2 separate regions of the Homo sapiens genome follow, and region 2 is linked to region 1. The links are chromatin loops, found by intact Hi-C in ENCODE. Cell type or tissue: CD14-positive monocyte. All regions are shown on one strand. Region 1 has its middle 4.7 kb from the start of GJB2. Region 2 has its middle 80 kb from the start of MIR4499.

The links. Hi-C counts contacts between places; a loop is a spot of excess contacts. Peaks named below come from ENCODE experiments on the same cell type or tissue, not always from the same donor. Only the 100,000 strongest peaks of a DNase experiment are listed, where the experiment ranks them.
Region 2: it touches region 1 in a loop (2.1-fold over the local background); 4 of 110 quality-filtered maps call a loop at or near these places.

What each region holds. Positions count from the first base shown.
Region 1 is chr13:20,196,347-20,198,846 of GRCh38, reverse strand. No RefSeq gene overlaps it. Among named protein-coding and RNA genes, the nearest start is that of GJB2, 4.7 kb to the right of the region's middle. In CD14-positive monocyte, CTCF peaks have their summits at 1,103 and 1,306 (motif pointing left); a DNase peak (open chromatin) is centred at 1,316; H3K27me3 peaks cover 542 bases.
Region 2 is chr13:20,352,671-20,355,170 of GRCh38, reverse strand. No RefSeq gene overlaps it. Among named protein-coding and RNA genes, the nearest start is that of MIR4499, 80 kb to the left of the region's middle. In CD14-positive monocyte, a CTCF peak has its summit at 996; a DNase peak (open chromatin) is centred at 980; H3K27ac peaks cover 557 bases.

The DNA.
Region 1 (2,500 bases):
CCTCTTATCCACTGTTTCATTTTTGTGGTTCCAGTTACCTGTAGTCAACCACAGTTGGAAAATATGATAGCATTTTGAGAGAGAGACTGCATCCAAAAACTTATATTACAATATATTGTTATACATTGTTATAAGTGTTGTTTTATTATTCTTTATTGTTAATCTCTTACCATTAAGCCTTATGGTAGGTTTGTATGTATAGGAAAAAACAGATTATATAGAGGGTTCAGTACCATCTGAGGTTTCAGGCATCACTGGGGGCTTGGAATGTACCCCTCATGGATAATGGGGAACTACCATAAATTGTAAGCAGAGGCTGTGTCTTTCTAAAGCCCAGCCACCTAATTACCTACATGCAATATCACGTAGCCTGTAAGAATAAGTGAATGTTTCCCATCAGATGGTGACTGAGATGACCAATACCATCTTCACCCATGAAAGCTATGTGTACTAGAGCCCCATATCACTAATAGCAATAGTCTAATACGCTAAATTCCCCGCCATCATTGATTCATTTCAAAGCCAATAAAGAGACAATATAAACCATTATGTTTACTGCCTCCTCTTTTCCAAAGCATAATTGTTCAATGCATACGTTTGGCATTAAAAGTCTCTATCTGGCTCTTTAAATATGTAACCCATTAAAATGACTGATCCCTGATTTCTGAGCATACTACATATCAAAGTATTATTCCTATCCTTTTTTAGACAAATAATTGTATTAAACTAGTAAAAGACCTAACTAAATGTTGCTATTGCTTCTCAGATCACAAAGAGGAGCCCTGGGACGTCCTTTTCCAAGCTGAAATGATGGTCCTAAGCAGCCCATCCACAAATAAATCTCACCAACCTGGGGTTTCTGGGATCAACGGACTGTGAACTTAAGGCACAGCAGAGCTGGGGCTGCTCTTAAGGCCCTGCTGTCTCTCCTCTTAGTAACAACACCATTTCACATGAAGTGACAGTGGTATCTTTTGTTGCCCTGGAAATGGAATACAACAATGGCTTTCCAACTTTTCTGTGGCAGAGACCTACAGACAGAAGTACATTTTACACTGGATCCAGGACACACATCAGTCTGAAAACACACACATGAACCAAACGTTTCCTAAAGCATTACTTATCCTTGCTAATAGCAACACATTCTCATATTCTTTTATACTTCATTTAATTTCATATAAAAAAGAAAAGGAAAGGAAAGAAATCTATTTCTCAGCCCATTAATAAGGTCAGGAGCAGCAACACCAGACTAGAAGAAAAGCTTACCTATAGATTTTTCTGCCACCTCTTGAGTGCGTCCAGCTTTCCGACAAGTCTCAGTGCCATCTACTGTGCGCTCTGGGTATTGCAATTGCTTTTTTTTTTTTTTTTTTTTTTTTTTTAGAATGAGACTAAGTCAGAGAACACAAAGAACTTCTTTCCCCACAGTGGAGATGGCTCTGAAAGCGTTTAAGGAATAGCTTAGATGAGTGGCTAACACATTCTCCCGGTTCTGAATTCTAAGACCACAGACTCCATGTCCAGTCCCCAAAGAGAGGCTTTGCAAGCTACAGAATACCCCTCTGACTGGGACCTCAGGAGCTAAACTGACCACGTAATTGGTTCTAGAAAGTGAAACGTTTTAATTTGAAACATCCAAATGAGCATTTTGTGAAAAGCTACTGCCGTCCATCAAATACAACACAGCCAGGGAGTCATCGCTCTATTGCCCTTGTCAATCCTACATCTATAGTTTTTTTTGCTACAGCAGTTCATGAGTGTTGACTCTATTCTAACTTGTTCCAGAAGCCCTTCAAGATGATAGATAGCACAATATTTTTGTAGCCAGAGCTAGAATGTAGAGCTCTTTTTGGCTTCCTTGTGAATGATCCAGAATTTCCATGTTGGCAAGCCACCATAATTTACAGAATTTACTTTTTATATTCAATAGAAGTAAAAAAAATTTACCTATTTAAGGAGTTATAGCTCTGGATTCATTTCTGACCAAAATGTGCTTTTTGACACAAATACAATTGGAAATGTCTTTGTAATTTATCCACAGTCTGCCTAGATAATCATAAAAGAACTGCATGGATATATTTGTGAGTAAGAGCACGTGTCCATTCAGCAAAACCAAGGAGATCAACTAATTCTACCATTGCCTTGAAACGGAGACACATCTAGCAGTTTGAATTTCCCCCAAAAGATTGTATGTGTGAAAATAAGAATAGAATGAGGAAAATTTAAAAGCCTATATAATAATTTCAGTCACAACTTGGCAATTAGAATTTTATGAGATGTCTTTAATTTGGAAGCAAAGAACAATTAAATTATTGAAGGCTGGAATTTTTTTTTAACTCTTTGAATGGAACAACAGATTTTCCCCAAAAGATTTGACTTTAACAATTTTCAGAAAACATAAGTCAGGGTGTGGTTCAATTACACAGAGAGAAATTGTAGTGAAATAGTGTTCCCTGTAATAATTACCCACAAAGGAGCACAGTGGAGCCACTCCTGCATT
Region 2 (2,500 bases), 160 kb before region 1:
AAGGTTTCTAAAGATTCTGGGAGCAACCACTGTGATGAAATTTTCATAGAAGAATAACATGAGCTCTACAACAAAGAGCTCAAAGAAGAGTCTAATAACAAGGGAGTGTTGACCACAATTCACTATTTACAACTTAGTTCAGCTGTGCTGGCTTGCCTATTTACTCAACAACTGTTTATTGAGAACCGACTTTGTTTTAGGCATTAAGGGTAAACCTGGGAAAAACAAGACAGACAAGGTGTCTGTTCTCATGGAGCTTATAAGAGGGAGACAGGAAACAAACCACAAAATGAGTTTGATACCTTTGGATGGTAATACCTACTGTGAAGAAAATGAAACATGAATCATGTGGAAAGATGGTCAGGGCAGGCCTCACTGGGAAGGTGATATTTGACGTGAGACCTGAATGACACAAACAGCCATCCCGCTGAAGGTCTAGGGCAAAGGTGTCAGCAAGTGCAAAGGCCCTGGGCATATTCTAGAAATAGAAGAGTTGATATGATGAGAACATAGAGAGGCAGGGAGAGAAGGAGTCTGGTAAAGTGAGGAGTTAGGATTGTGTTTCAAGGGTAACGTAAGCCATTAGAGGTTGTAAGCAGGGGAGTAACACACTCAGATTTAATTTTTTCAGGAACATTCTGCTAACTCTTCAGTTGTGGGGTGAGTTCACAAGTGTTATTTTATTATTATGCTTTGCAAACTATAAAATATAATGTATGTAATGTTAATAATATAGAATATTTTATAATTTAAAAGATCCTCTATCTTCTGTGTAGGGAATAGTTTATAGAGGTATAAGAGAGATGATATCTGCAGGAAAGGTCAGGTAGAGAAACTACGGAGGGCTTGGACTTGGATGGTAGCAATGGGGATGGAGAGAAACAGACAGGTTCACAAGGCATTTTGTAGATAAAATCATAGGACTTGCTGATGAGCTAGATGTGGAGAAATAATGAAAAAATGAGAAGAACCAAAGATGACTCATTTTTGGCTTGAGCAACCTAGTGGATGGTGAAAGTATTTACTGAGATGAGGAAGACTGAGGTAGAAGTAAATTAAGGATCATATTTGGAGGAAAAAAATAAGACTTCTTATTTTGACCATGTCAAGTCTGAGATCCCTATTATTCTTTCAAATAATAGGGTGCTGTGAAGTAGGAACCCGGATATAGAAGTCCTTACTCTTGGATGATATTTAAACTGAATGTGCAATACCAGGTTGACAATTATTTTCTCTCAGTTCATTGAAGCTATTTTTCTATAGCCTTCTGGCTTCTCTTGTTGCTTTTTAAGAAGTCAGTATAACTGTAATTTCTTTGTAGATTGTGCACATTTTTTCTGTGGCTGCTTTTTTTTTTTTTTTTTTTTTTTTTGAGATGGAGTTTAGCTCTTGTTGCCCAGGCTGGAGTGCAGTGGTGCGATCTCTGCTCACTGCTACCTCCACTTTCTGGTTTCAAGTGATTCTCCCGCCTCAGCCTCCCGAGTAGCTGGGATTACAGGTGCACACCACCACGTCCGGCTAATTTTTGTATTTTTAATAGAGATGGGGTTTCATCATGTTGGCCAGGCTGGTCTCAAACTCTTGACCTCATGACCTACCCACCTCAGCCTCCCAACGTGCTGGGATTACAGGGGTGTGCCACTGTGCAAGGCCCTATGGCTGCTTTTATGATCATGTGTGTCTCTTTGGTGTTCTGCAGTTTCACTGTGATGTGTCCAGTGTGGATTTATTTATTTTTATCCTACTTCAGACTTGTGACCTTGGAATCTGAGAATTTACATCTTTCCTCGCTTTTAGAAAATTCTCGTTTACTTGCTCTTTAAATATTCTTCTTTTCTGTTTTCTCCTTCTCAACATATGTGGGACCTTCTTATTCTACCCTCCATGTTTCTTAACCCCTCTTTCCTAATTTTTCTTCTTTTTATCTCTCAGTGCTAATTTTGAAGTAATTTCCTTTTATTTATCTTCCAGTTCAAAATTGGCTCTTCAACTGTACTAATCCATTGTTTAAATTCATTAAAGAGTTTTTCATCTTAATAATTATGTTTTTAATTTCTAGAAGTCCTAGTTGAGTATTTTTCAAATCTACTCTTTTTATTGGAGGTAGAGATTTAGTAATTTGTTTCAGTTTTATTTCCTTTCATTATACTCTTAATCATTTAAAATACATTTATTTTGAAGTCTTCTAGACTCTCAGGCCAAGAAAGCTTTGTCATCTTCCTTTGTGTATTCTTCTAGCCCTGCTTTTCACAGAGGATGCCATTCTTTGAACATTCTCAGGTTTGCCCACAAAAAGGTTCACCATTCTATCTTATTTGGGCCACTACCTCCTAGCCTGTCCTCATACAGATATGAAAACTGAAGGCCCCGATTACCAGAAACCAGGTGAGCAGTAAGAGTGTAAACTGCGAAGCCTTAGGGAAGGCCCAGGACCAGCCTGGGTACTCCAGCATTTAGAGGCCAGGCTCGGGGAGGAGAGGGAGTAAAGAGGCCAGGAAGC